5 separate regions of the Homo sapiens genome follow, and all the other regions are linked to region 3. Evidence: chromatin loops called from intact Hi-C (ENCODE). Cell type or tissue: heart right ventricle. All regions are shown on one strand. Links, peaks and the distances in the headings refer to the core of each region. The heading gives the core; the rest is flanking DNA. Region 1 has its middle 130 kb from the start of XPO1. Region 2 has its middle 120 kb from the start of XPO1. Region 3 holds the start of LOC107985767 (a long non-coding RNA gene). Region 4 has its middle 150 kb from the start of FAM161A. Region 5 has its middle 160 kb from the start of XPO1.

Evidence for each region. Peaks named below come from ENCODE experiments on the same cell type or tissue, not always from the same donor. Only the 100,000 strongest peaks of a DNase experiment are listed, where the experiment ranks them.
Region 1: a loop joins it to region 3, with 4 times the contacts of the local background. A loop is called at or near these places in 14 of 110 quality-filtered maps.
Region 2: it touches region 3 in a loop (5-fold over the local background); 14 of 110 quality-filtered maps call a loop at or near these places.
Region 4: a loop joins it to region 3, with 5 times the contacts of the local background. A loop is called at or near these places in 60 of 110 quality-filtered maps.
Region 5: it touches region 3 in a loop (8-fold over the local background); 58 of 110 quality-filtered maps call a loop at or near these places.

The regions. Positions count from the first base shown.
Region 1 is chr2:61,667,805-61,674,002 of GRCh38, reverse strand. No RefSeq gene overlaps it. Among named protein-coding and RNA genes, the nearest start is that of XPO1, 130 kb to the right of the region's middle. RefSeq lists an enhancer at 2,770-3,009. In heart right ventricle, for the core only: no CTCF peak of the experiment used is centred there; a DNase peak (open chromatin) is centred at 2,743; H3K4me3 peaks cover 1,554 bases; H3K27ac peaks cover 2,460 bases.
Region 2 is chr2:61,655,736-61,661,933 of GRCh38, reverse strand. No RefSeq gene overlaps it. Among named protein-coding and RNA genes, the nearest start is that of XPO1, 120 kb to the right of the region's middle. In heart right ventricle, for the core only: a CTCF peak has its summit at 2,853 (motif pointing right); a DNase peak (open chromatin) is centred at 1,323; H3K27ac peaks cover 2,730 bases.
Region 3 is chr2:61,760,516-61,766,713 of GRCh38, reverse strand. It overlaps LOC107985767 (a long non-coding RNA gene), which reads left to right and starts at 2,451. Exons shown (of 2, transcript XR_001739092.2): 1 at 2,451-2,681. RefSeq lists an enhancer at 2,662-2,861. In heart right ventricle, for the core only: a CTCF peak has its summit at 2,861; DNase peaks (open chromatin) are centred at 1,763, 2,343 and 2,793; H3K4me3 peaks cover 2,053 bases; H3K27ac peaks cover 2,021 bases.
Region 4 is chr2:61,705,729-61,711,926 of GRCh38, reverse strand. It overlaps the pseudogene LOC647077. Among named protein-coding and RNA genes, the nearest start is that of FAM161A, 150 kb to the left of the region's middle. In heart right ventricle, for the core only: no CTCF peak of the experiment used is centred there; no DNase peak of the experiment used is centred there; H3K27ac peaks cover 1,523 bases.
Region 5 is chr2:61,692,218-61,698,415 of GRCh38, reverse strand. No RefSeq gene overlaps it. Among named protein-coding and RNA genes, the nearest start is that of XPO1, 160 kb to the right of the region's middle. RefSeq lists enhancers at 1,937-2,552, 3,825-3,954 and a silencer at 3,525-3,684. In heart right ventricle, for the core only: a CTCF peak has its summit at 3,348 (motif pointing left); a DNase peak (open chromatin) is centred at 3,625; H3K4me3 peaks cover 1,382 bases; H3K27ac peaks cover 1,976 bases.

The sequences.
Region 1 (6,198 bases), core at 725-5,724, 93 kb after region 3:
CCACCCGCCTCGGCCTCCCAAAGTGCTGGGAGTACAGGCATGAGCCACTGCACCTGGCCAGCAAAGATTTAAAAGAATGAAAATATCCAATGTTGGCAAATATGTGGGAAAACAAGCAACCTCATCCACTATTGGTGAGGGTATTAATAGATACAAACTTTTTAGAGGGAAATGTAGCAATAATTATTAAAATTCCAAGGCCAGGCACAGTGGCTCACGCCTGTAATCCCAGCACTTTGGGAGGCTGAGGCAGGCAGATCACTTGAAGCCAGGAGTTAGAGACCAGCCTGGCCAACATGGCAAAACCCCATCTCTACAAAAAATACAAAAATTAGCTGGGTGTGGTGGTATGTGCCTGTAGGCCCAGCTACTTGGGAGGATGAGATGGGAGAATGGCTTGAGCCCAGGAGGTAGAGGTTGCAGTGAGCCAATATAGGGGCACTGCACTCCAGCCTCAATGACAGAACCAGGCTTTGACTCAAAAAATAAAATAAAATAAAATAAATTTTAGTAATACTCATTTGCCCTAACAATGGTTATCTCTGGAATTGTGGAATTCATTATATATATATATATATATATATACACACACACACGTGTATATATATATATATATATGTGTACACGTATATATATATATACATGTATATACATATATATTTATATATATATATATAATGTGTGTATATATATATATATATATATACACATTTTTTTTTGAGACAGTCTCACTCTGTCATCCAGGCAGGGGTGCAGTGGCGCAATCTCAGCTCACTGTAACCCCCGCCTCCCAGGCTCAAGCAATTCTTGTGCCTCAGCCTCCCAAGTAGCTGGGATTATAGGTGTGTGCCACCATGCCCGGCTAATTTTTGTATTTTTTGTAAGTTCAAGCAATTCTCCTGCCTCAGCCTCCCGAGTAGCTGGGTTTACAGGCGCCTGCCACCATGCCTGGCTAATTTTTGTATTTTTAGTAGAGACAGAGTTTCCCCATGTTGGCCAGGCTGGTCTTGAACTCCTGACCTCAGCCTCCCAAAGTGCTAGGATTACAGGCATGAGCCACTGCGCCGGGCCTGGAATTATTATATAAAAAACTTTTTTATATTCCTAGAAATCTGTAAGGCAAAAATAAAAAATAAAGACAGAAAAAGAAAAAAAAACTAACTTTTTACTTCTCCGAGTATTTTTCACTACTTTTCATAGTATTTAAATGTTTATGTTTATGATTATTCTTATCATCATTATTATTATTATTATTTTGAGACGGAGTCTCACTCTGTCGCCCATTCTGGAGTGCAGTGGCAAGATCTCGTCTCACTGCAACCTCTGCCTCCCAGGCTCAAGTTAGTCTCCTGCCTCAGCCTCCCGAGTAGCTGGGATTACAGGTGTGTGCCACCATGTCTGGCTAATTTTTTTGCATTTTTGGTAGAGATGGGGTTTCGCTATGTTGCCCAGGCTGGTCTTGAACTCCTGGCCTCAAATGATCTGCCCGCCTCGGCCTCCCAAAGTGCTGGGATTGCAGGCATGAGCCACTGCACCCAGCCTTATTTATTTTTCAATTTAAAAAATGATACAAAAATGTCATCAAGAAAATTTTTTTTCTTTAATGGATTCATGCTTTTTAGGACAACATTCAAGGCTCTTCAAAATGAGCCCCTAGCCCCACAATTTCACCTCTACCATTCCCATCCACCCTTCCCTCACCCAGAATTATCCTAGGTGATGCTTTTCGTTCTATTTCACTCCCTCCACCATTCCTCTCACTGGAATGTCTTCCCTCCTCCTGTATTAATCAAAATAATACTCATCTTCCCGGGAAGCCCAGGCATGACTTCCCTTTCTCTGGGATGCTTGTGCTCCCATCTGAATTAAATTGTCCCTCCTTGGTGCTGAGGCGGTAGTTTGTTTACACCTCTAGCAGAGCACAGTTTGGCTTGCACTATTGTCACTTGTGTCTAGTGTCTCCCTTGCCAGCATTTATTCTCCACTTTCCTTGCCTCTTCTGTGAAATAAATGTTCATTTCAAAATATTTATTCAGAGCATTGCATGTTCCATACATAAATCCACGCTTAAATTATTCAGCTCCTGGAGATACACAGCTCAGCCATGTGGGCAATTACTTCAAGTCACAAAATGCTATTTTGTATTAATTTGTATTTGAAGAGAGTGCAGGAATGCATTAAACATGTCTATAGCTGTCTGGTGTTTATTCACTGACAATGAGCCGGAATTATTACTTCACTTTAAGCCTTTCTCTGGTGATTTGTTTACAGAGAGTTGTGCTAAATAGCTGAATTGTTGTCATGACCCTTTGCCTAGATCTTTTCAAAACAGTCATTAGATTTGTGTTTTACATAACACATACACACACAAAATCTCATAACCAGGAGGAAAACTGAAAACAATTTAGAATTTTAAACTTCAGCATGAGTTAAGATTAGGTTTACGGTAATGGGGATAGCCCATGATTTTGTAACTCAACAATAATATAATTTTTGCCACTTGAAAGTACTAAGTTTCTGTGGTTGCCAAAAGTAAACTGTGACAGTGTGTAGAATGAACTAATAACTGTAAATGAACTTGATCAGTAGGGCTCCTCCCGGTAAATCAAATAATTAGTCAATTTTTGCTGTGTTGGAGACTACAGTTTCAGGTCCCCAAGTGGGAGTAGCTCTTAAAGCAAAAGTGGCAGCGCATTATCATTTGTAAATTTCCACTAACAAGCAAGCCTGACTGTGTCTTTTGGCAGCCAGGGCTGTGACCTTTCTAACAGCCCAGTGTTTGTCATTGTTTTGTTTATGAGCATCTATATATGCCAGGGAAGATCTGGGGAGAGAGATTCAGAAAAAGAAAACTGAAACTAAGAAGGAAATCAAAAGCAAAAAGCCAGAAACTACTTCTTTAGCCTTTTCTTTATGATCTTAGGACTTCAGGGACCTTGAAAGATTGATTTCCTTTCACTCAAGTTTCTCATAAAATTAGCTTTGGCTCATACATCTGTTACACAGTAGTTAATTTTACAAGATAAGCAGTACAGGGGAAATGTATCTGAGGGAAAAATCGAGTGCTGGAAGCTCAAGAGACACTTATAAGGTCACAGAACAAAGCTAGTAAGTAAAATGGTCCTACTATAGACCTGCAAATAGCAAAGGGTCTGCCTTGGGTTAATTTCAGTATATCTTTCATGACATTTCACTTTTCTTCTCCAGCAGCATTAAATATAAGTGGGCTTTACTGAACCTGTTCTGAGAGAGCCTTTTGAATTGCTCAGCCAAAGAGCAATCATGATTCAAGTTCATGAAATGTGAACTTTGTATTTTAGCATCCACTTCCCTGTAATGATCTCAAGACTGTACTAGCCACAGCAATGAATGTATTAACCAGTTCTTCATGTTCACAGCTACTTATGCCATTCTTAGATACTAAATGTGCTTTCACAAAAGCACCACTGGCTATCCCACTAGTAGCAATTATTAGTAGTCTTTTAAATTCAATCTTCTCGCCCAATATAAGGAGTCCCAGAGGTTGGCTGGGCGTGGTGGCTCACACCTGTAATCCCAATAGTTTGAGAGGCCGAGGCAGGTGGATCACCTGAGGTCAGGAGTTCGAGACAAGCCTGGCCAACATGGTGAAACCCTGTCTCTACTAAAAATACAAAAAAATTATCCAGGCATGGTGGTGAGAGCCTGTAATCACAGCTACTCAGGAGGCTGAGGCAGGAGAATCACTTGAACCTGGTAGTTGGAGGTTGCAGTGAGCCAAGATGGCGCCACTGCACTCCAGCCTGGGCGACAAAAGCAAAACTCCATCTCAAAAAAAAAAAAGAAGTCCCAGAGGCTCAGAAAGGCTCCTAACGATCTAGCAGGTTGTTTGAGAGCAGCGCTGGAATAAGAACTAGGTATCTCAGCTAATCTAGACTCCTAATCTAGAGCTCTTTCTAATCTGGCTGACTAAACGCCAGAATAATTTCTCACTTACACAGTCAGAAAAAGTCTCTGTGAATTAATCTTTTTATTTGGATATGTTAGTCTTTTATTATAAAATATGCAAAAGGCTGATTTAACATCAATATATATCAGCATTGGGGAAATGCTCACAAATAAACTTCCTTAAGAATTTTAAGGCCGGGCGTGGTGGCTCACACCTGTAATCCCAGCACTTTGAGAGGCTGAGGTGGGCAGATCGCTTGAACTCAGGAGTTTGAGACCAACCTGGGCAACATGGTAAAACCCCATCTCTACTAAAAATACAAAAACTAGCCAGGCATGGTGGTGTGTGCCTGTGGTCCCAGCTACTAATAGTTAATCTCATTCCTTTTATTATGTTAATTCACTTATTTCTTCATTCCAACAAATATTTGTTCAGTGCCTACTATGTATCGAGCCCTTTTTAGGTACTTTGGATGCAGGGGTGAACAAAAAGGACACGAATCCCTGCTCTCAGGGAGCTTACAGACAATATAATGTGGATAGCTTTTGCCTTCTGCTGAAGTAATCCTTAAATTAACACCCTCTTAAGAATTCATTATTGGCCGGGCGCGGTGGCTCATGCCTGTAATCCCAGCACTTTGGGAGGCCGAGGCGGGTGGATCACGAGGTCAGGAGATTGGGACCATTATGACTAACACGATGAAACTCAGTCTGTACTAAAAATACCAAAAAAAAATTAGCTGGGCACGGTGGCGGACGCCTGTAGTCCCAGCTACTTGGGAGGCTGAGGCAGGAGAATGGCATGAACCGGGGAGGCAGAGCTTACAGTGAGCCAAGATCGTGCCACTGCACTCCAGCCTGGGTGACAGAGCGAGACTCCGTCTCAAAAAAAAAAAAAATAAAAAAATAATTTGCAATAATAAGTGCTATGAAGGAAAAATCCAAGGTGTGATGGGAAGCTATAATAAGAGTTATTAGAGACTTGTTACCACAATCCCTTGTGGAGGGGTTACTCACCTTCATGAGATTCTGAGTCTGGCTGTGGATAGGGAGAACTTGGTATTTTGAAACCCCCTTCTGGTGCATCTGGCCCCTCCCTACCTCCCTTTCCTTTGTGAAAGCCCGACACCAAACTCTGGATCTCCACTCCTGAGCAAAGCAAAAATTCAGTACAGCAGTTACCATGGCCCTCAGATGCTTCTTCTCACCTGGATGCATGTTCTGGATGAGCAACAGCAGCAATTACTCCAGGGCTGAAAGCAGGGCAGGAGGGCATGACCCAAGGCTCTCAACTTTAAACGCAGAGTTCTGGCCAGGCACGATGGCTCATGCCTATAATCCCAGCACTTTGGGAGGCTAAGGTGGGAGGATTCCTTAAGACCAAGAGTTCAAGGCCAACCTGGCCAACATAGCAAGACTCTGTCTTACAAATAATTTAAAACAAAAACAAAAACAAAAACAAGCCTGGTGTGATGGCACGCATCTGTTGTCCCAGCTACTTGGGAGGCTGCACCAGGAGGATCCCCTGAGCCCAGCAGTTCAAGACTGCAGCAAGCTATCATCACATCACTGCACTCCAGCCTAGGTGACAGAGCAAGACCTGTTAAAACAAACAAACAAACACTGAGAGTTTCTCTACACTTGACATCTAAACAAACTTTTTCCAAATGTTCAAATGTAAAAATTATTCACTTTTCTGTCAAAAACCATGAAAGTGTTTATACGCTTGAACTCAGCAATCCTACTCTTGGATATTTAAGAATTAATTCAACAGAAGAATGAAACTATGTACACCGATTTGGTCATTGTAGTGTTAAGTATAATAAGGATAAAAAGCAAAAAGCCTAAATATTCCATAGTTGGGAGGCAGTTAAGTAGATTGTGGTATATTAACTTGTCAGGATTACTAATTTATGGCCATCGTGTCATCTGTGGGAAAATATGAATGAAGTAAATGCACATGAAAAAGCAGAATACAAAATTCTATGTTAATGAATGCAAGCTATATAAAAAGGAGTATGCAGAACACAGATGACAAGGCAAAAAGGAAAATTGGGATCAATTTGCTAAGGTGGTAGGACAACAGGACAGAAATCCAGATTGAAAGATTGAACTGGCTTAAGCAAAAAGGAGAAAATTCATTTGCTCAGATAATTAAGTTCTTAGGTAGGGTGAGAGAGGCACTGGCCTTAGGGATGTCTGAAAGAGGGACACATTGCTATCAGGACTTCCCATCCCTCTCTCTCTTCACTTCCCTCTCCAGGGAAGTCT
Region 2 (6,198 bases), core at 433-5,432, 100 kb after region 3:
TGGTGCATCCCTATAGTCCCAGCTACTCAGGAGGCTGAGGTGGGAGGATCGCTTGAGTCCAGGAGGTTGAGGCTGCAGTGAGCCATGATCATGCCACTGCTCCAGCTTGGGCAACACAGTGAGACCCTGTCTCAAAAATAAAAATTTAAAAATTCCTAGGAATAGACTTGCCAAGAATTGTACAAGGTCTATATGATGAAAACTTTAAAATTTTCCTCAGGAACACAGCAAAAACTTGGAACAAATGGGAAGGTCTCCCATGCTCTTGGATAGGATAACATTCACAAAACATCAGTTCTCCCTACACGCATCCACACATTTAGAAACAGATACACCTTTGATTCATTGGCAAATGCAGTTTGGGTTGCTTAACAGGTGAAAACAGAAGCCACAAGGTGGTAGAACAATGTTAATTGAGGAGAAGTGCCTTTTTATGGAGGTAGAGGCAGAACAGTGTGTGCAAAAACACGGGAAATATTTATTCCATCCAAAGTGTGCAAAGACCTGGGGTGGGAAGTACTTACCCCATCCAACGAACTCAAAAGTGGATTGCAGTAAGTGAGGAAGAGAGAGTATGCATTGAATTTGGAAAGGTAGTGAGTTTAGAAGAAGTGAACAGAAAGTGAAGCAGTGGAGACTGGAGGCTGCAGGCCATAATCCCAGCAAGACTGGCTGCTCTGGAGGCAGGGATAGGATGCTGACTGATAGCTCCTTAGCAAGGGAAGTATTCAGCCCCACCCCTCCCTCTAAGAGGGCAGGGATTCTTCATTGCTATGTTTAGAGTAGTACTGCATATGAACTGGACCTTCATGGATGTCTCCCAAAGTCCCTGAGCTCAGTGACCTTGGTTCTTCCTAGGTCCCATGGCTCTCACTGGAAATTGGTTCTCAACAGTCCATTTTCAGCCCTTCACAGGAGACATATGGTTCTTTTCACAAGACATCCACTCTTGACTTAATACCAGCAGGGCATGATGAACTTGGCATTGTTTATCCAGAAGCAGGGAAGGATGAGTGAGGGAAGCTCCACTCGCCCCAGGGCCACCCTGCTGCAGTGATCTGTGGCACAAAGGCCAGAGAACCGGCTCCTTACAGAGGTGCAGTTGTGGTTAGGAATGGAGGAGAGCTAACAGAACTATGACCTCTTACCCAGAGTTAACCAAAGATATGGCGGTGTAGACTTAGGAAGCCCCAACTTTATGTACCTAATCAATGCCTGATTTCCTGTCCCAAAGAAGCTTGGGCCCTGGGAAGGTGACTTGAAGTCCATTTCCTGGAACAAAGGCACACAGCAGTCCTGCTTCATGAGCTGCCAAGTAAAACTGTCAGAATCTATTTAAGAAAACCAGGCCAGTCTGGCCGTCTGGCTGCATTTACTGAGAATGGCCACTGAGACAAAGAGGGAAAGAGTGTTCATTCAATTCATTCACTGATATTTACTGAGGGCCTACCACATGCCAAGTCTCTTCTAGGTGGTAGGGATACAGAAATGAGCCAAATAGACACAACCCCTGTCCTCACAAGGCTTACTTTCTGGTGGAGGGAGATAGACCAATAAAGATGTAGACAAAATAGTATTAGTTAGAAGGGGTTAAGTGCTTCAGTTTCAGTTAGCATAGAAAAATGTCAATAGGACATTTTTAGGATACAACAAGGTATTGGCAGAGCATATAGATTAGGTGCAGGACCCTGTATTAATGTGGTAGAGCAGTCGATGAGGGGCTTTCTAAAAAGGTGACATTTAAGCTGAATCCTGAAAGATAAAGAGCCAGGCATGTGAAGAGTAAAGGAGAAGGAGAAATATTACAAAGGCCTGAGTTAGGCAAGAACTTGGAATGTTCAAAAAACAGAAAGAACATCAATTTCTGCAGTGCACAGAGTTGGGAAAGATCCTGAAGGTGAGGCTGGGGAGGCCAACATGTCTTGAGAATGTGGGTCTTTCCTAACATGTTGTGCCCGTTACAGCACGATTATCGATTCGAACATAACACTGCCCACTCACAGCTCACTGCCTAACTCAGCTACCTGGCCTCAGCTCAGAGACAGGCCATCTTAAGAAAGTCCCAAGAATGGCCAAAGCAGAAGTCAAGTTTATGCTCCAAAGCTCATATACAACACTCATCGGGGAGCTTCTGGGATTTTCATTCAGATAATTTTCTTTCATCTTAAATACTCTTTTAATAAATTTCCTTATTGGGTTTCCAAGCCAACAGCAAATTACAAGCAACAGATTAGAAGGGGAGGGAAGGGCAGGCACTCTGTTCAAATGACATTTTAATTCAGTGACTCATTTTGCTTGGACACCACACTCCTCTGATACTGGCTTCATGTGACTGCAAGGACTCCCAGGATCACTCGAGCACCAGTCTGACATTTATGTTTACTGTACCATGGTACAGTGAGGACACTGATACACATTAGCAGTCCAAGATACAAGTCCTGATTGCCCCATTCATAGTTTTGTGTCCCCATTAGATTGTGAATGACATAAGGACATGTGTCTTAGTCATCTTTCAGTTCACCCATAACCCATGCCCCTTCTTCAAGCCTAGAATAATGCCAGTCATGTAATAGTGCCTGATAAATGGATCTGGAATAAATAAATGGAAATATGATCTTGGATAAATTACTCTCTGTGTTCCTCAAATGCCTCATCTATAACAGGAAAGAGCATGTGCATCTTAAGGGCTTGCTTGGAATATTAGATAACACAATATATATAGAAAGAGTAATGTTAAGTAAACGTACAATATAAATATGAGATATTTTGCTCCTTGTGGCTGAATCACACAGAGGTGTCCTTCAAAGGGTCAAGGGACCATTTAGGTCTTTATGCCTATGTCTTGAGTAGTTGCCACTAGATGGCAATATTTTCTTAAGGCATGGTTAGCCATTTTTGAGTCTACCCCAGTGGTCTTCAAACTGGGGATTCCCATGCTGTTGGGAGTACAAAATGCTTTCCAAGAGGTGCTCAATTATAGATAGCTTTGTGGAAATCTGATCCTCAACTTCAATGTATTCTCTTTCCTAAAATCAGCCTGCTTGGGAAAGCACCCATGTTCACAATAGCTCTTCTCCAACTTTTCAAAAACGAAAGCATACCCGTTCTTCACCTGAAATCTTATTTTATGGCACCATCAGATAAATACCCACCAAGACATCAGACGAAGGTGAAATCTTCAACAATCAAAAAGGAACCAGTCTTTTTCTATCTTTCACATACTTCTGTTAAGAGTGAAGGCCGGGCGCGGTGGCTCACGCCTCTAATCCCAGCACTGTGGGAGGCCGAGGTGGGCGGATCACGAGGTCAGGAGATCGAGACCATCCTGGCTAACACGGTGAAACCCCGTCTCTACTAAAAATATAAAAAATTAGCCGGGCGTGGTGGCGGGCGCCTGTAGTCCCAGCTACTCGGGAGGCTGAGGCAGGAGAATGGCGTGAACCCGGGAGGCGGAGCTTGCAGTGAGCTGAGATAGCGCCACTGCACTCCAGCCTGGGCTACACAACGAGACTCCATCTAAAAAAAAAAAAAAAAAAAAAAAAAGAGTGAAACTTGGCTTTAGGAATGGGGTATTTTGGCTCTTGTTGTTATGGTCTTCATGAATAAAATATATGGTAAGTGGGGTGGTGGGAGTAAGACCTTTTCCATCCTCTAAGAATTATTGGCAAATGCCTTGATCTTAAGAAAGCAAAGCAAAGAGAGCATCTGTTTAAAAAATGCTAAAAAATAGCTCTTTTACATATATAAATATAGTAAATTTTCAGCCAGGTGCAGTGGCTCACACCTGTAATCCCAGCATTTTGGGAGAGCAAGGCAGGCAGATCATGACGTCAAGAGATTGAGACCATCCTGGCCAACATAGTGAAACCCTGCCTCTACTAAAAATACAAAAATTAGCTGGGCGTGGTGGCGGGCACTTGTAATCCCAGCTACTCGGGAGGCTGAGGCAGGAGAATCGCTTGAATCCGGGAGGCGGAGGTTGCAGTGAGCTGAGATTGTGCCACTGCACTCCAGCCTGGCAACAGAGCAAGACTCTGTTTCAAAAAAAAAAAAAAAACACAAAAACACTGTATATACATAGTAATTTTCAGCTATTCTCAATACTCATCTCAAACTCACATCATTAGCAGGAATGAAATATGTTGGAATGGCCAAAGCAGTTAATTATTTTAATTTATTTATTTACTTTTATTTATTTATTTTTAAAGATGAGGTTTCACCATGTTGGCCAGGCTGGTCTGGAACTCCTGGCCTCAGGTGATCTACACACCTTGGCCTCCCAAAGTGCCGGGATTACTGGTGTGAGCCACCACACCTGGCCTACTTACTTATTTTTGAAACAGGATCTCACTGTGACCCAGGCTGGAGTGGAGTGGCATGATCAAAGCTCACTGCAGCATTGACCTCCCAGCTCAAGCAATTCTCCCACTTCAGCCTCCCTAGTTGGTGAGACTACAGGCACGCCCCACCATGCCAGGCTAATTTTTCTATTTTTTGTAGAGATGAGGTTTCACCAGTTGTCCAAGCTGATCTCGAACTTCTGGGGTCAAGCCATCCTCCCACCTTGGTCTCCCAAAGTGCTGTGATTACAGGCGTGAGCCACCACAACCAGCTGATTATCTTAAATGTAACTAAAATATGTTTTTAGGATCACCAAACTTTTCATGACACACTAGCTAAAAGAAACCAATAAAACTTTTACATGATTTCTTTCAAATGTGGTGTGTGTTTTTCAACAAGGTAGTTATAAAATATTTGTATCAAATCATATGATAAACTATTCATACTCCATTTGCAGAACAAAATAAAATTTTAAAACATTCCAATATTTGTCAATTCTTATCTTTATTATCTCATTTTATTTAATATTGTCTATTTCCCACTAACGAAAACACAATTCTATGTTACTTGCCAGATCAATTCATTTTTGCAGCTTATTTATATGTTTTCATTAAATCCGTAAGAAAAGTTTTCTCATGATATCTAATGAAACTGGCTGGGCGAGGTGGCTCATGCCTATAATCCTACCACTTTGGGGAGACAAGGCAGGAGGATTGTTTGAGCTGAGGACAACATAGTGATATCATGCATGTCTCTACAAAAAACATTTAGAAATTAGTTGAGCATGGTGGCACTCACCTGTAGACCCAGCTACTTGGGAAGCTGAGGCAGGAGGATCACTGGAGGCCAGGAAATTGAGGCTGCAGTGAGCTATGATCACACCACTGCACTCCAACCTGGGTGACAGAGCAAGGTCTTATCTCAAGATAAAATTAAATTAAATTAAAGTAATGGTTCTATGTCTGATTTCCTCAGAGTTTGATACTTGCATATAGATACATTTTACCAAAGGAATGTCATTATTTGTACTATATTCCTTGCTCTATAAATAGTTTATAATTTGGCTACTCATGACATTGCATTACTGTAAATTAGATAATAAAGAACAGTATATTGATTTGTTAACTTGTTTTTATAACTTTAAAAACTAATAAATGGAAAAAATACATAACTGAATTATACTAAATCTACCTCAACTTAATCTTTCCCACTTTTAATCCTTACAACAACCCTTAATATAGGTACTATTATTTCCCACACAGAGTTAGGTAATTTATCCATAGTTACAAAAGAAAAAAAAAGCCCTTTGCACAGGCCAATAATAGATGTCACAAGAACCACGACATATATAAAGTGTATAAGCAAGTCTTAAGTTACACTTTATATATTCCAACTGAAGTGGTTAAAATACGCTATTCAGTGCGGTGCTGCACGCTAGTAATCCCAGCACTTTGGGAGGCCGAGGTGGGTGGATCACTTGAGGTCAGGAGTTCGAGACCAGACTGACCAACATGGTGAAACCTTGTCTCTACTAAACACAAAAAATTAGCCAGGTGTGGTGGTGCATGCCTGTAATCTCAGCTACTTGGGAGGCTGAGGCAGGAGAATTGCTTGAACCTGGGAGGCAGAGGTTGCAGTGAGCCGAGACTGCACCATTGCACTCCAGCCTGGGCAACAAGAGCAAAACTCCATCTCAAAAAAAAAGAAAACAAAAAAAAACCACGCTATTCTAGGCCTGGCACAATGGCTCAGGCCTGTAATTCCAGCACTTTGGGAGGCTAAGGCAGGTGAATCACTTGAGGTCAGGAGTTTGAGGCCAGCCTGGCCAACATGGTGAAACCCCATCTCTACTAAAAA
Region 3 (6,198 bases), core at 422-5,421:
CAATCAACCCCCTGATCCTCCCTTACACACCCTCCCACTGATATGGTACCTCTGTGAGCCTTTTTGGAGTTCTGAAATATAAATTGCTTTACTTTTTTTTTTTTTTTTTTTTTGAGGTGGGGTCTCGCTTTGTCACCCAGGCTGGAGTGCAGCGTCACAATCTCAGCTCACTGCAACCTCCACCTCCCAGCTCAAGCGATCCTCCCACCTCAGCCTCCCGGAGCAACTGGGACTATAGGCACACACCACCATGCCCAGCTAATTTTTTTGTATTTTTGGTAGAGACAGGGTTTCGCCATGTTGCCCAGGCTGGTCTCAAACTCCTGAGCTCAAGCAATCCGCCTGCCTCGGGCTCCCAAAATGCTGGGATTATAGGTGTGATCCACTGCACCCAGCCATAAATTGCTTTACTTCTAATTGACATTCCCCTCTGCAGTCAGCCTTCTTGGATTCCCTTTCCTTCCTCCGCTAAGTAGATGCCAATTTTTCCCATCCACTATTGTCTCTTTCTCATTCTCTTAGTCCTTGCTGGTGTTTACATTTTCTTATTTCAATGGGGTTTCATAGAGAACCAAGATAAGCACATATATAAAATCTCATGTTAAATCAAAAGCTACTTTGTAGAATATTAGTTTTCAAAGTCATGAATTCTTTTAAAATCAATGATGCAGTTATAAAATACTCAGTGATACGAAAAAAATGTTCATAATGTGCTCCTTTGTATCTTTTCAATATCTTTAGATTTTCGGCTGGGCGCGGTGGCTCACGCCTATAATCCCAGCACTTTGGGAGGCTGAGGCAGGCGGATCACGAGGTCAGGACTTTGAGACCAACATGGCCAACATGGTGAATCCCCGTTTCTACTAGAGATACAAAAAATTAGCTGGACGTGGTGGCGCACACCTGTAATCCCAGCTACTTAGGAGGCTGGGGCAGGAGAATCGCTTGAACCCAGGAGGCAGGGGTTGCAGTGACCTGAGATCCTGCCATTGCACTCCAGCCTGGGCGACAGGGTGAGACTCCGTCTCAAAACAAAAACAAAAACACTTTAGATTTTCTGGTTAGAAAAGGAATGCATGTACATTTTATAATACTCCAAATGATACAGAAATATCTAACAAAGTGAAAGTCTCCCATAGTCCTACTCCACAGATAAAGCCACAGGGTGGTTTATGTTCGTCTAACAAATGCATTGTTTAGTGATTCAGTATTTGTAAGATAGGAAAAAACAACAGAAGGAAAACACTAAAATGTTAACAGCAGTTAACTTTGACCAGTGGTTTAGTGCTGAGTTTTTGCTCCTTTTTATGTTTTCTAATGTGCCTGCCTAAACATTTATTTTAAATATTTAGAAAAAAGTGTACATTTTCAATTTCTCTTCCGTAAAATATAGTCTGTAATTATATTCAAACTTTCCTTTTTACAATTTTGCCTCTCATCTAAAAATTCCCTCTAAGAATAAAATAAGACTCTAGTATTTACGATTAAGAGGCTTTAAAAACTATAATAATAGTGGCCAGAGGGGGGCCGGGCGCGGTGGCTCACGCCTGTAATCCCAGCACTTTGGGAGGCCGAGGTGGGCGGATCACCTGAGGTCAGGAGTTCCAGAACAGCCTGGCCAACACGGTGAAACCCCGTCTCTGCTAAAAATACAAAAATCAACCGGGCGTGGTGGCGTGCGCCTGTAGTCCCAGCTACTCGGGAGGCTGAGGCAGGAGAATCGCTTGAACCCGGGAGGCGGAGGTTGTTGTAAGCCGAGATCCTGCCACTACACTGCAGCCTGGGAGACAGCGAGACTCCATCTCAAAAAAAAAAAAAAAAAGAAGAAAATCTTGCATCAACACTCCTACGCAAATGTCTCTGCGATTCATTCAATAACTGGTCATCAACCTCCACCCCCAAACACAACTGTCAGGTCTATGTCGTTCCCAAGTAGGCAGGTCGGTGACCCTCACGAGGAAAGGGAGTGTGTGGGCCTGTCTGTCTCCAAGGCCTCGCCACACAACAGTCCCTCAGCGGTTTCGCTGTTATGCGAGGTCTTTACCCCGGGATGTTCCGGGGAGTCAATCCCTCCCCGCCCTAGGCTACGCCGGGAACGGCCGGCAGCTGATCCGAACTTTCTGCCGGGCCTCCTTTCTCATTCCTCGGGTTCGGCAGTACCACACCCGCCACGCGATTGGTATCGTAGGAGGGCCTTGTTTGACCACGGCGACTCGTTACTTATGGGTGAGGATTTACGCGCGTCCTTCCGGAGGCCACACATCACTTCCCTTGCTCCGCCCAGTTTAGAGACCTGCGCACCCGCCAGGGCGTGAGAGAGACTACCCGGCGCGCGGTGACGCCCCAGCTCGCCCACACTTCTGCCCCGTCCCGCCCATCGTTGCGCGGCCGCGGGCCAATCAGATCGTGCCTTTACTCTACGCCCCCGGCTCCCCCGAACTTCTGTCCTCATTTCAGGGCGACTTTGGGAACACAATAGTCGACTCGCCGACGTTCCCTTAGACGCGTTGCCATACGTCGTCACCCATAGAAACGGCTTTCCGCGGGGCAGACTCCAAGTCTCGCCTGTGTGAGCGGGCAGGGGTAGCAGGAAAGGCTGTTTTTCATTTCCAAGAGAAAACCGTCACCCCGCCCACCTCGAACCTCCTCCCAACATCTCAGGATAGAAACGCCGCGCTCAGGTGAATGAGAAATGTTCTGATACAGGAAAGAGGAGTTCGTGTTTCTTTCAGAAGGTGACCGTTTTCCTCCTTCTGAGGTCACGAGCTGTCCGTCCGATGCCCAGAATTCCGAGGCCTGATGTGGCGTGTTTCCGGTAGCTGGGCTCCTCGGAGAGCTGTGGGAAGAGGCGCGGGCGACCGGGGGCGTCAGCGAGCCCTGTCTTCGCCTGCCTTCGCCGGCGTGGACTCTTCCCAGTGCCCGTCTTCCCCCGCGAAGTAATAGTGTCCTGTATTTCCTGACTGTAAGAAGAATAGTGCTTTTAAAAAATGCCTGCTCCCTGTAATAGCAGCAGTAGTTCGAGAGTACATACATGTTTATAAAAGAAACTTAAACTCTCATTCTTGCCACAGTGGATAATACTATTAACATATTGCTACATAAATTTAGAATTTTCATACATACACGTAAAGGTGTTTGGTTTTTTAAAACAGAAAAACGTAAGCGCGTTATCTCCCAGTAATGTCTTTGCAGGTAAATTAAAATAATTACATATATATTTATATTTATATATATATATTTTTTCTAAGAGATGGGGTTGTTGCCCAGGCTGGTCTTGACCTCCCGGGCTCAAGTGATACTCCCACCTCAGGCTCCCAAAGTGCTGGGACTGTGGGCATGAACCACCGGGTCCAGCCTACAGAATCATTTTTAATGGCTGTATGGATATCATAATTTGTTCAACCAGTCCCTAAGTTGTTGGACTTTTCAGGTATTGACAGCTTTTCAGGTCTACAATCCTAGATGAATATTCTTATATGTAAATCTGTACATGTCCCTGATTATTTTTTTACAATAAAGTCATAGAAATAAAATTACTGGATCAAGGAAAATGCACGTTTGTAAGACTCTAAATGATATTACCAGACCCTCCCCTAGAAACCTATTTACTACTTTTCCATTAACAGTATGAGAAGGAATATGCTCTCTGCATCTCCTTGCTAATCTTAGATATTGTCAGTCTTCGTGATCTTTATCATCTCTTTAAAAAAGACTCGTTTTAATTTGCATTTTGTTGCCTAAGTGTAAAACTGAACATCTTTCATATAATTATTGGCTCTATTTTTGTGAATTACTAGTTCATGACTTCTGCCTATTTTTAAAATGAAATATTCACATTTTAGAAATTACAAGTGCTTTTTGTATGTTAGAAATATTTTTAAAATGAAATATTCACATTTTAGAAATTACAAGTGCTTTTTGTATATTAGAAATATTAACCTATGATTGAGATATTTACAGATATTTTTCCTGTTTTTCAAATTCATCTTTTAATATCACCTATGGTTTTTCGTTTTTTTTTTTTACTGAAGGAAGTTTTTAATTTTTATGTAGATATGTCTAATGAGTCATTTCCTTTGTTTCTAGCTTTGATGTCATGGTTACCTGTATTTTCTTCTAGCATTTTTAGAGTTTTAAAAAAATAATTTGTCGGGTGCAGTGGCTCACGCCTGTAATCCCAGCACAAATGCTATGCATTTACATTGCATTAGGTATTATAAGTAATCTAGAGTGATTTAAAGTATACAGGAGGACGGATGTGGGTAGGTTATATGCAAATACTACATTTTATGTAATGGACTTGTTATCCGCGGGGGTTCCTGGAAACAGTCGCACACAGATATCACGGGATGACTGTACTAAATGTCCGTATGTACTTTTTCTGCCTCATTGATTTATCTGTTGCTGGGCAGTAATACTGTTTTAACATACCTTTAGATGATTTAAAAATTTCTGATGGGATAAATCTCTGCTTACTAGTCTTTAAGAATTGTCCTTAAAAATATATTTAATACACATAAAATAGAATTTTGTAATATATGTAAGTTTAAAAGCGTAATAATATGAAGCCAACCTCAACCTAACCTAGAACATTACCAATAGTGTATAAATCTGTGCTCTTCCCAGGATGGCAGAGGCTATCCCTGCCATCCTCTCCAGAGATATATTATTTCTTCCATGGTAACTTTAAACTTTGTCAAATTAAAAAACAATTGTGGCCGGGTGTGGTGGCTCATGCCTGTAATCCCAGCACTTTGGGAGGCTGAGGCGGGCGGATTACCTGAGGTCGGGAGTTCGAGACCAGCCTGACCAGCATGGAGAAACGCCCCCCCATCTCTACTAAAAATACAAAATTAGTCTGCTGTGGTGGCGCATGCCCGTAATCCCAACTACTCGGGAGGCTGAGGCAAGAGAATCACTTGAACCCGGGAGATGGAGGTTGCGGTGAGCCGAGATCACACCATTGCACTCCAGCCTGGGCAACAAGAGCGAAACTCTGTCTTAAAAAAAAAAAAAAATTGTAATTTTGATTGCGATTGCAGTACTTTTATTGACTAATTTAGGGGAAACAGACATCTTTATAAAAGTAATACATACTTATGTAGTTTCTACAAAGTGTTATTTGTGTTATTTAATCCACACAACTATTATCACCCTCATGTTACAGATGGGGTAACCGAGGCATAAAGAAATTGAATAATTTGGCCAGGCGCGGTGGCTCACGCCTGTAATCCCAGCACTTTGGGAGGCTGAGGCGGGCAGATCACGAGGTCAGGAGATCAAAACCTCCTGGCTAACACGGTGCAACCCCATCTCTACTAAAAATACAAAATATTAGCCGGGCATGGTGGCACGGACCTGTAGTCCCAGCTACTCGGGAGGCTGAGGCAGGAGAATTGCTTGAACCTGGGAGGTGGAGGTTGCAGTGAGCCGAGATCACGCCACTGCACTCCCACCTGGGTGACAGAGCGAGACTCCATCTCAAAAAAGAAAAAGAAATTGAATAATTTGTCCAAAGTGAAGCTGCTAATAAGTGGCAAGGTCAAAAGTCAAAGCCAGGCAATTTGACCCCAGAGCCTGTCCTCTTGTCCTGTTGCCTTTCCACAATATGGACGTGCTCATCTATTTATAATGCACATGCCAGGCAGTTTGCTCCAGCACTTCCCCACATCCCAGTTGGCATCCTTATCCTTTATTAACCCGCTTCTCCCTTGCCATAGCTGATTGGAATAGAGGCGGGTAGAAAACTGATTCAAGCTGGTCCAATCAGATTCTCTTTCCTGGAAATGTGCAGTTACATGGTTTTAACTTGTCTCTTGACCTAGAAAGTAAGGGAAAAGGAGGGAGAGATGTTTGATCTACATGTATGCAGTACAGAGAAAGCAAGGCTGCAGAAAGAAGCAGATTCACAGAGAAGCAGTTATGAAGTCCTGTGGCCCCAGAGGGGTATGATGGATTACCTGCCCATGGTTCTGGGGCTTTCCAGGTCCTAGCTTGCCACTACTAAGGCTCTACTGCCCTGTCCACTCTTAGGGATCTCCACAAGGTACCCCCTCTCCTCCTTCAAATAGACCCCTTTTTGGCCAGACGTGGTGGTTCATGCCTATAATCCCAGCACTTCGAGAGGCAGAGGCAGGGGGATCACCTCAGGTCAGGAGTTCGAGACCAGCCTGACCAACATGGCGAAACCCTGTCTCT
Region 4 (6,198 bases), core at 854-5,853, 55 kb after region 3:
GGTGGACAGTGGTATGTGGGTTCGCAGTCAGGAGAAAACTGTTTGGGATAGACACAGAGGTCTGAGTGTCATCCGTGATAACTTGAGCAAGGGGAATATATAAATGATCCTAAGAGACATAAAATGAGAGGAAATGCAGGCTAGAGCAGGAAATCTGAGGAACACCAACATTTAGGAGGTGGGCAGCAGAAGAAAGACCTTAGAGGAGAACTGTGAAGAAGCCAGGAGGTAGATTTAAAAAAACAAACAAACAAACAAACAAAAAAAACGCAAGTGTAACCAAAGCCATGGCAAGTGTAACCAGTTTCAACAATAGGGAGGTCATTGGTGCCCTTGTTGGGAGAGTCTAAGTGGAGTTTAGATGGCAAAAGCCAGTTTGTGGTGGGTTGAGAAGAGATTGGATGGTGAGCAAATGAGGACAGTAAGAATAGACAATTCATTAAAGATGTCTAGTTGCAATAAGCTCACTTCAAAGATTAAATAAGATGATGAATGAATGTTATGTGCCAATGCCTGGCATATAACAATACCTCAGTCAGTGTTAGCTACTACTATTATTATTATATTAAAGAATATATTTATCCTGGCTAACACGGTGAAACCCTGTCTCTACTAAAAATACAAAAAATTAGCGGGGTGTGGTGGCGGGCGCCTGTAGTCCCAGCTATTTGGAAGGCTGAGGCAGGAGAATGGTGTGAACCCGGGAGGCGGAGTTTGCAGCAAGCCAAGATCGAGCCACTGCAATCCAGCCTGGGCAACAGAACAAGACTCCATCTCAAAAACAAACAAACAAACAAACAAACAACAACAAAAAAGAATATATTTCAAGGAAGAAGAGAAAAAAATGGTAGCCATAAGGAGATGTGAATTTAGGGAGGCTTTTTAAAGGCTTCTCTCCCCATTATACCAAAAAAAGAAAGAACTTCCTTCTTGCCAAACGCTGCCGACATGATGTTCAAGCACTTCCTGGAGGTTTGCCAGGTGGCCTATGTCTCCTTTGGACCTTATGCTGGAAAGCTGGTCGCAGTTGTAGATGTTACTGATGAAAACAGGGCTCTGGCTGATGGACTTTGCACTCAGGTAATGGGACAGGCCGTGTCTTTCAAATGCATGCAGCTCACTGACTTCATCCTCAAGTTCCCACATAGCACCCACCAAAGGTATGTCCAACAAGCCTGGCAGCAGGTAGACCTCAATGCAAAATGGGCAGCCACACTAAGCCAAGAAGATTGAAGCCAAAGAGAGGAAAGCCAAGATGACAGATTTTGATTGTTTTAAAGCCATGAAGGCAAAGAAAATGAGGAAAAGAATAATTAAGAATGAAGTTAGAGGCTCACGCCTGTAATCCCAGCACTTTGGGAGTCCAAGGCAGGCAGATCACCTGAGGTCAGGAGTTTGAGACCAACCTGGCCAACATGGTGAAACCCTGTCTCTACTAAAAATACAAAAATTTGCTGGGCGTGGTGGCGCGTGCCTGTAATCCCAGCTACTTGGGAGACTGAGGCAGGAGAATCACTTGAACCCAGGAGGCAGAGGTTGCAGTGAGCCGAGATTGTGCCATTGCACTTCAGCCTGGGCGACAAGAGCGAGACTCTGTCTCAAAAAACAAACAAACAAAAAATGAGTTTAGGAAGCTTCGAAAGGCAGCTCTCCTGAAAGCTTCTACCAGAAAAGCACCTGCTGCTAAAGTCCCAGCAAAAAAGATGATCACTGCGGGCAAGAAGGCTCCAGCCCGGAAGATTCCTGCCCAGAAAGCCACAGGCCAGAAGGCAGCACTTCTTCAGAAAGCTCAGAAGGGTCAAAAAGTGTTGGCCCAGGGAGCACCTTCTCCAAAAGTGTCTGGCAAGGAAGCATAAGAGGCTACTACTAAAGTAATAAAGGCTCTTTTTGACATGTTAAAAAACAGGGAAAAAACGCTTTAAAAATTTCATCAAAGAAATACACGCAAATGGTTCAAAAAAGCAACAGTCCCGAGCCACCCTGAAGAGGCAAGCACTTTGAACTGCTTCTGTGTTGTAGTAACCTCCAGATCACTAATTCACCTCCTGGCCTAACTATTTCTTGATTTATCCGCCTTAGACATTCTCTATTAACTTCCTGATATGCTGGATGAGAATTTAGTTCACTTACACTCCTCTCGTTCCCCTCTCCTCCAAAGTGGTTGCATCACCATTCTCAATCTCTCCACTGGCCCTCTTTGCAACCTACTTAAGCTCCCTTCTTCGTTCTATTAATCATGGATAGTGTCTCTTGACTCCCTACTTCTACGATAAGGACATTAGTAGTCTATTCTTCCTCTCAAGAGGGAAGGTTTGTTTTGGTATGGTTTGGTTTGGTTTATTTTGTTCTAAAATGTGGAGATTCTTAAATAGGCCTCATGGGAAGGAATCAATGGCAGTAAATAATTGAAGATAGATGACAAAACAGTTGTTGGCATGAGATCCCCGAAGAGGCATAAGAGGACGAGGTAGAGCCCAGTGTGTGACATCTCCACAGCAGCACTACAATTTCCAGCACACATCTAGGAGTCTTCTGGGACCTACGGAACTCCTTTGTATCCTGGATCCAATCAGCTGTACAATTTCATAGATTTGCTTCTTCAATTTATCTCTTTCTATTCCCTTCTCTCCTGCTCGTGGCTTTAGCTCAGGCTTTCATTGTTTCTGACTTGGACAACAGGCTTCTTTTTTTTTTTTTTTTAAGTGAAGGCAAGTTTATTAGGAAAGTAAAGGAATAAAAGAATGGCTACTCCATAGGCAGAGCAGCTGACAAAAGACTTCTTTTTTTTTTTTTTTTTTTTTTTTTGAGACGGAGTCTTCCTCCAGCCCAGGCTGGAATGCAATGGCATGATCTTGGCTCACTGCAACCTTTGCCTTCTGGGTTCAAGTGATTCTCCTGCCTCAGCCTCCCAAGTAGCTGGGATTACAGACGCCCGCCACCTCAACCACAGACGCCTGCCACCTCACCCCGCTAATTTTTGTATTTTTAGTAGAGACGGGGTTCCACCATGTTGGCCAGGATGGTCTTGAACTCCTGACCTCAGGTGATCCGCCCGCCTTGGCCTCCCAAAGTGCTGGGATTACAGGTGTGAGCCATCATGCCCAGCCAATAAAAGACTTCTAACTGATCTCTTTCTCTACCCATTCTTCCCTCTCAAGTCTCTTACACTGATGCTGGGTTAATCTCTTACAGCAGAACTCTCATCATCCTACTCCCTTGTTCAACCTCCGCAGGCTGGCTTTCGAGGCCTTCCATAATGAGGTCCCAGCCCAGCATGGGATAATAAAGGTTCAATCTGGGAAGAGTGAGGCAGACGTCAGGGGCAAATGGAGAGTGTTCTTCACGCATAAACGCAGTTCCTCAGGCGCACCTGTTTTAACAAGAGCTTCGGGGCCAAAGGAGGTAGTGAAAAGGCATCCAAATGTGTCTACTGCAAAGTCAAATAGCCATAGCATGGGCTCTGGTTCAGAAATTCTCCTAATATTTCCTTTGGAAACTTACAAAGAAGAAATACAAAAAGCCAATAAACATATTTAAAAGTTCAACATCACTGATCTAGAAAGGCAGCCATGAGTGTGTCCCATTTTGTAAAGGGCTTCCTCTGCATCTGCTCTTAAATCAGTCACTAGACATCTTAGCTGGCAGCTGCCTTCCCCTCCTTCTCTGATCTGAGTCATTTGGGAACTAGATATGCCTGGCTTAGCGCACTAACTGTGGAGAGCATGTGAGGTATGTACCTCTGTGTCACAGAAACTCTAACACCGAGCAAGATTATTTTTAGAGGTGACCTTCTAGGTTCCACGGAAAAGTAAACAGACAGATGCACATGATTTCCTCTGAGAGACTCACAGTAAACAAACCAGCACACATGCACTCGCTATTATCCTGCGTCAGGTGAAAAGCTTTATTGAAAGCTGGAAATCAACCAGGATGAAGAGGGGGTAACTGAGTGAAAGATCACAGCATCCAGCTACTCAATCAGAAAGCTGCAGGTGGAACAACTTTTCCATTCTAAATTCTTGGAAAACATGTTGTTTTCAATAAATTTTCAATAGTTCCCCATGAAAATATTTGTAAAATGTATTACTTAATTTCTTGCCTTTCATTTTGTATTATTCTTTTTGTTGTTACGTTTGTTATTTTTCTTGTGTAATGTGTTTATTACTTTTAAATGAACATTTAACAAAACAGAAAAGTCTCCATAATCCTGCCCCTTGTTAATAGTTTGTTGGCCACCGGGGTGGCTCACACCTGTCATCCCAGTACTTTGAGAGGCTGAGGCAGAGGGATTGTTTGAGTCCAGGGGTTCGAGACCAGCCTGGGCAACATGGTAAAACCCCATCTCTACTAAAAATGCAAAAATTAGCCAGGCATGATAGCATTCACCTGTAATCCCAGCTACTCAGGAGACTCAGATGGGAGGATTGCTTGAGCCCAGGAGGTAAGAGGTTGCAGTGAGCTAAGATCGTACCACTGCACTCCAGCCTGGGCAACAAAGCCAGACCCTTTCTCAAAAAAAAAAAAGAAAAAGAAAAAGAAAAAAAATTATTGTATATGTCTCCAGATATTGTATACAAATACTCATATCTATATATCAACAAAATAAAAGATACAGTCTTACAACTTTCTTTTGTCATGTAGCAGTATATGTTGGGCAGCTTTTCATATTGGTATATATAGGTCTCACTCTATGTTGGATGTTTAGGTCATTTCCAGTGTTTCACTCTTACAAATAACGCAGAAGTAAGCATCTTTGAAAGATATCTTTGGGCACTTGCAATTGTCCAGCAAAAACTTGGACAACTTCTGGGAGTAAGAATTCTGGATCAAAATATTTACATATTTTAAAAGTTTTAATGTAGTTACTGCCAAATTGCTTTCCACCTGTCTCCCGAGACATATAAGAATAAATTTATTTCCCATGAAGACTTAGCACCTGACACAGTGCCTGGCACACAAGAGCTGTTTATTAATTGCTGTTTAGGTTAAATCATCATAAATATTCGTTATTGTTCTGGTTATGAAAACGATGCCTCTGACATGATTGAAATGCTTACCCTGTCTGCCTCACTCCTAATTGTCCCAGACATTGGAGGTATTTAAGTGCTGGTAAAGCACTGGAGTAGTAGTCATGGTAGTAGCAAATATAATTTTTAAGAAATAGGACAAAGGCCAGACTCAGTGGCTCAGGCCTATAATCCCAACATTGTGAGAGAACCAGGCGGGAGGATCACTTGAGCCCAGGAGTTCGAGACTAGCCTGGGCAACATGGCAAGATCCTGTCTCTACAAAAAATTTTAAAAATTAGCCAGGCATTTTAAAAATGGGACCTGCAGTCCCATCTACCCAGGATGCTGAGGTGGGAGGATCGTCACCTGAGCCCAGGAGGTTGAGGCTGCAGTGAGCCATGATCGCACCGCTGCACTCCATCCTGGGCAGCAGAATGAGACCCTGTCTCAAAAAAAACAAAAAGTACATATCACAATACTCCTGATTGACTCCTTGCTGGCAAGCTATTTGTTGTCACCTAAAATCATAGAATTCTACAGTAAACAGGAGCCTAGACATTAAATTATTTAAATGTTTCTTTTTTTATATGAATAAGTAAAAGCCCAGAGAGGTAGTGGTTGGTCAAAGGTTTGAGAATTTTACTTAAAGCACCTCTTCTTTCCCACCTTCCTTTTTTTGACTTAAATGCACAGGTTTAGTATATGTTTATTGCACTTGACTATATCATATAAATGAGGCACATTATTAACTAGAATATGTTTCCTCAAGTCTTTTTAGGTCTGTCAGTTTATCTGCCTAGAGCTTCCCTTCTTGGCTTCCTAATTTTCTACTGCAAGTCAGCCAAGGATTGAAAATCAGATTACCAAGCTTATTAGAACTATAAGTCAAGCATGAAACTATTAGAACTACATGTGAAGAGGTGGAATCACTGTGTGGTCTAAGGTTTTCCTACGTGTGAAACACAGGATCTCAATACCTTTCTGTCAGCTGTTTTGGCTACTCAGGACAGCTCATGTGTGTGTGTGCAGGCACAGCCAAGGCTTTAGCAGTGTTGCCATGTTCTGGATTGTAGGGTGGATGCACCTGACAGCAATAATTTAACTTAAGCATACCCTGAATGGCAGATGCACCTGGCAGCAGCAATAACTTAAGAAATGAGTGTTGCCGGCTGGGTGCAATGGCTCACGC
Region 5 (6,198 bases), core at 850-5,849, 69 kb after region 3:
GATAGGCCGGGCGCCCTGGCTCATGCCTGTAATCCTAGTACTTTGGGAGCCAAGGCGGGTGGATCACCTGAAGCCAGGAGTTCGAGACCAGCCTGGCCAACATGGTGAAACCCCGCCTCTAAAATTAGCCAGGCATGGTGGTCGGCACCTGCAATCCCAGCTACTCAAGAGGCTGAGGCAGGAGAATCGCTTGAACCCTGGGGGCAGAGGTTGCGACGAACTAAGATCACGCCACTTCACTCCAGCCTGGACAAAAGAGCAAAACTCCATCTCAAAAAAATAAATAAACAAATAAATTGATAGATTTATACATAAATTTGAGAAATGTGGTTAAATGCTTAATAACAACTAGGCTTAAAATTTACTGCCATAATAAATTAAATATCAACAGAGATGCAAGCAGCTTTATGAGTTCCTTCCCATGTACAAAAATTACTCTTGGCCATTTAAAATCTCAATTGACAATTGGTACAGATATGGTGCCATTTTGCAGAGGGGAAACTGAGGTGAAGATAACCTCCCAAGGTGATGGAACTAGGAAGAGGTGGACCCTGCATTCCAGCTCAGGTGACACCAGATTGCTAGAGTCAGAACACTCCACCACTTTCCTCTACTACCTCCAGCATATGAGAGAGATTCCATTTCTATAGAAAACAATGTTAGTTATGAATACATAACCTGGAAGAATATATGCCAATATGACAACATTGGTCTTTCCTGGAGTGGGAATTATAAAGGACCGGGTTTTTTTTATTTCTGTAATGTTTATGATTTGAGTAAAAGGAATTCTCTACCCCTTCACCCCATCTTTCAACTAATCTCTTTGCTGCCAATTTAAAATTAAGGGAATGGCCAGGCACAGCAGCTCATGCCTGTAATCCCAGCACTTTGGGAAGCAGGAGGACCGCTTGAGCCCAGAAGTTGCAGACTAGCTTGGGTAACATATCCAGACCCCTCTCTAGAAATTTTTTTTTTTTCAGAGGGAGTCTTGCTCTGTCTCCCAGGCTGAAGTGCAGTGGCGCAATCTCGGCTCACCGCAACCTCTACCTCCCGGGTTCAAGCGATTATCTTGCCTCAGCCTCCCCAGTAGCTGGGATTACAGGCGCGTGCCACCATGCCCAGCTGATTTTTTGTATTTTTAGTAGAGACGGGGTTTCACCGTGTTAGCCAGGATGGTCATGATCTCCTGACCTTGTGATCCGCCCGCCTCAGCCTCCCAAAGTGCTAGGATTACAGGCGTGAGCCATCGCGCCCGGCCTCATTTTTATTTTTGTTTTGTTTTGTTTTGAGACGGAGTCTGGCTCTGTCACCCAGGCTGGAGTGCAATGGCACGATCTGGGCTCACTACAAGTTCCGCCTCCTGGGTTCATCCATTCTCCTGCCTCAGCCTCCGGAGTAGCTGGGACTACAGGCGCCCGCCACCACGCCAGGCTAATTTTTTGTATTTTTAGTAGAGATGGCGTTTCACCGTGTTAGCGAGGATGATCTCGATCTCCTGACCTCGTGATCCACCCGCCTCGGCCTCCCAAAGTGCTGGGATTACAGGCATGAGCCACTGTGCCCGCCCAGAAAAAATTTTTTAAATTAGCCAGATGTGGTGCCGCACGCCTGTACACGCAGCTCCTTGGAAGGCTGAGGCGGGAAGATTGCTTGAGCCCTGGAGTTTGAGGCAGCAGGGAACTAAATGATACGGCCACTACTCTCCAGCCTGGGTGATACTACAAGACCTGTGGAAAGAGAAAGAAAGGGAGAAAAAGAAGAAAGATGAGAGAAAAAGAAACACAGAGAAAGAAAGAAAAAGGGAATTCTGTACCTCCTCGTTTCTTTTCTGTGTTGTCAATCAGCATTCTGTAGTCACTTAGTATCTACTTCATGGGCTGTCTTTTCTTTTCTTTTCTTTTCTTTTTTTTTTTGAGATGGAGTCTCGCTCTGTCACCCAGGCTGGAGTGCAGTGAAGCGATCTCGGCTCACTGCAAGCTCCGCCTCCCGGGTTCACGCCATTCTCCTGCCTCAGCCTCCCGAGTAGCTGGGACTACAGGCATGCGCCACCATGCCAAGCTAATTTTTGTATTTTTAGTAGAGACGGGGTTTCACCGTATTGGCCAGGATGGTCTCAATCTCCTGACCTCGCGATCCACCTGCTTCTGCCTCCCAAAGTACTGTGATTACAGACGTGAGCCACCGCGCCCGGCCAAGGGCTTTCTTTTCTTACACTCCTGTTGATGCTTCAAATGCCCCCTCAGATGGGCCTCACTCCGGGTTGAAACTGTTTGTTTGCTTGCTTGTATTTTTGTTTGTTTGAGACAGTCTCGCTTTTTTGCCCAGGCTGGAGTGCAATGGCTCGATCTTGGCTCACTGCAACCTCCGCCTCCTGGGTTCAAGCAATTCTCCCGCCTCAGCCTCCCCAGTAGCTGGGACTACAGGCACGCGCCACCACGCTCGGCTAATTTTTGTATTTTTAGTAGAGACGAGGTTTCACCATGTTGGCCAGCCTGGTCTTGAACTTCTGACCTCAAGTGATCTGCCCGCCTCGGCCTCCCGAAGTGCTGGGATTACAGACGCGAGCCACCGCGCCCGGCCAAAACTTTTTCTTAGGCTCCCATTCCCCATATCTCATGAAATTAGTCACCCCCTCACCTATTCTACCTTTGTGTCTACCATATGTTTTTGTTATTAAATGTATAATGCTGGAGTATAGTTACTTTTCTGTGTCATATATGTCTTTGTTTTCCCACCGTGTAGCACAGAAGTTGGCTGGTTAAACCGAATACATAAAAAGCAATTATATAGTTTTCTTTCTTTCCTCGAAAGGCTTACTCTCTTTAGTCCTTTAGACTAGCATTGGGGTAGGTGACACAATCAAGACTTAAGCTAAAGTGAAGGAATTCAGTGAAGAGGGTGTCACAAAACTAGAGAAATGGAATAGCCTCTCTGAAAAAAGAATCCTGTGCAGGGAGCCGCTGAGAGAGGACCCATGTCACATATGAGCAATTGGGAGGGAGGGAGAACCTTGTCTTCGCTTCCCAGGGTGTGCCATGTCCTGCTGCTCACAGGTTAGCCTGGCCGTACGTATTTCTCAGGGTCCAGTTTTCTACTTAAAGGAAAAAACAAAATACAAAAAAAAAAAAAAAAAAGGCAACTAACCCGTTAAGCTGGAAGAATATTTTTAGATAGCTGGGGCCTGGGAATACTTCTGTTACTTAACATGACCCCAGCCAGTGTGCATTTCATCCTGGATTGCCTCAGGGGTGGGAATCTTGGCTTAGGGTGGCACTGCGGAGGGGCAGCCCTGAAGACCCCCTACCCACACAGCGCAGACCCCCTGACTGCGCCCCCGCGTGGCAGCCAGCCTGAGGGCGGGGGGGCGAAACCAGGGTTTGCCCCGCCCCTTTCTCCCCTCCAAGTCGGCAGCGGCACTGGAAAGTGAAAATGAGAGTAGAAACCACCTGAGCACCCTCGCTCAGGCTGGCGACCCACACTGGTCATGTAGGCTGTGGGAGAGGAAGGGGAGCGCAGGTGGCTTGCAGGCAGGTGACCCTGTCAAGGGAAACCGGGAGGGGCTTCCTCTGGCCGCGGCCCCGCCCCACCCCGCCTCCCTTGGGCCCCGCCCCCACGAGTCTCCTCCCCCCACGAGGCCCCTCCCGGTTCCTACACCTCGGCCCCGCCCTGCGCTTTCGCCTCCGAGGCCACGCCCCCTAGGACCTGGCCAAGCCCCGCACTGAGGCTCCACAAGGCTTCGGCCTGTACGGCCACTTCCTCTTCCTCCTGCCTCTCCTCCTTTTTGGGGGACAGGGCCGCGCCGTGCCGCTGGCCCACAGACCTCGTGGATGCCGCATAGAATGGCCTGAAGCAAACACGGGGTTTTTCCCATAAGGGCCCCATCCAGGTCCGGGGGTTGGGTCACCTCTCCTGTACGTCTCTGCTGTGAGACCTTTTGCGGGGCGCGGACCCTGAAGATCCCTTTGGGTTTCTTCCTCCTTGCTCACCGGCCGGACCCAAGTGATGAGAAGGGGAGTAGGGAGATAAATTGTGGAAAGAAAAGAATGCTGCTGAATTACGGAGTGCCTAACTGAAGAAAAATCAGGGAGCAAGGACATGAGGGGGCAGTAAAATTTTTGAGGAAGATTCGTTGTCAGAAAATAGAAATGGCTAGAATCACCATCAAAGTGTCAGTCATTTCAAACTGCCTTTTAATTACAGTCCCCAGGATGCCTGGTAATTACAGTAGACATCTGACCTAATACTCGCAGACAAAGTTCAGATGGAAATATTTAGAGAAATGCAGGCACAAAGCAGGAAATTGGGGTATTGGTGTTTTCAGAGTTCTCTTTGGGTATCTCTTTGGGTATTGGGGGGGAAAAGCTCCAATGAAATATATCAGACATGATTTAAAAAATGACATGAAGCCACTGTCTGGTTTTCCTCAGGCCCGACATTGGGCAGCATTCACAGCAAGTATTCATTGGCTGGTGGAAGCCCTTGTGATCAAAATGAAGTCAGATGATTTAGCACATACAGTTGTTTGCCTGTGTTCTCCAAAACTGAAGAGCATTGCATTCACATTTCTTGTAGGGAGTGTAAAGGAAACAAACCACTCACCTGCTGCAAGTGCTTAGCATTGTGCTAGAATAATTACAGAAGCTATCTCAGGCTGGGCATGGTGGTGCACGCCTGTAATCCCAGCTACTTGGGAGGCTGAGACGGGAGGATCGCTTGAGCCCAGGAGAGATCACAACACTGCACTCCAGCCTGGGTGACAGGGTGAGACTGTCCAAAAAAAGGAAAAGAATAATTCAGCAGTAGTTGGTTACAGAGTGAAAAGTACTCCCACTTGATTTTTATTTTATTATCCTGGACTCGATTTTATTATCAAGTGGGATTTTTACCAGGGCTTTCAGAAGTTAAGGTAATTTGCCCAAGGTCACATGATTAGTAAATTATCAGTTTAGGATTGAACTCAGGTCACCTGTCTCCCCCAAATCATACAGAATGCAGGTGTGTACATTTATCTAAGTGTATCAAACTGTACAGGTAAATGGGTACATTTAATGTAAATCATAACCCAGTAAAGCTGATTTTTTAAAATCATGCAGAATGAGTGATGTTATAAAACTCGTCAAAGAAACCACATTATGATTTCATACATGAAAGTTTATATATAAAGGCTGGGCGTGGTGGCTCATGCCCGTAATCCCAGCACTTTGGGAAGTCAAGGCAGGTGGATCACCTGAGTTCAGGAGTTCGAGACCAGCCTGGCCAACATGGTGAAACCCCATCTCTACAAAAAATACAAAAATTAGCTGGGCGTGGTGGCACATGCCTGTAGTTCTACTTACTTGGGAGGCTGAGGCATAAGAATCGCTTGAACCCGGGTGGTAGAGTTTGCAGTGAGCTGAGATCGTACCACTGCACTCTACCTTGGCAATAGAGCAAGACTCTGCCTCAAAAAGTTTATGTATAAAGATATGCCTTTATTTATAATTAACATACATATTGAAAGGTTGGTGACACCACTGTCAAGCATTGTTCATTCAAGTGACCTTTCCAAACTTCAGTACAGATGTATATAAATATCAAGCAGGAAGCTACCATGGGTTAGGGTCATGAAAGTCTGTCTTGGAACAAGCATACACAGAATTGGAAACAACATTGGAAGTATGTGATACCACACCTATCTAACAAAAATATCTTCAAAGTGCAGGGCACTGAACGGATCAGACACTTTTGCTATTGGGTATGCACAAAAGTCACCTTTGTATGTATAATATACTATGTGTGGTACTAAGGATTGTATAATATACTATGTGTGGTACTAAGGATAGTGATTACCAGCTGCGCAGCAGAACTTACAAGTTTTTATTTTCAATTATACCAAGGCTGTGTTTGACTGTTTAAAGACAGTATACTGACAACTGTTTCATTTTATAATGTTCCATTTTGAAGTTTTACCAGTTTCAGAAACATCTTGAATTTAAGGCTTTAATGAAATTTTGTGAATCAAAAATTCATAAAATTGGTATTCTGAACAATCATGATTGTCCATACATATGTAGAAACAGGATACAGCATAACTCAGTTTTTCTCACAAGTGGCAAACTGGCTTTCATAGAATGGTTAAACTGATGATAGTTGCCACCCTGGCCCGATACACATATGTTTCTGTCGGTCAATTTAACAGCCCCCCTTATAACGATAAAC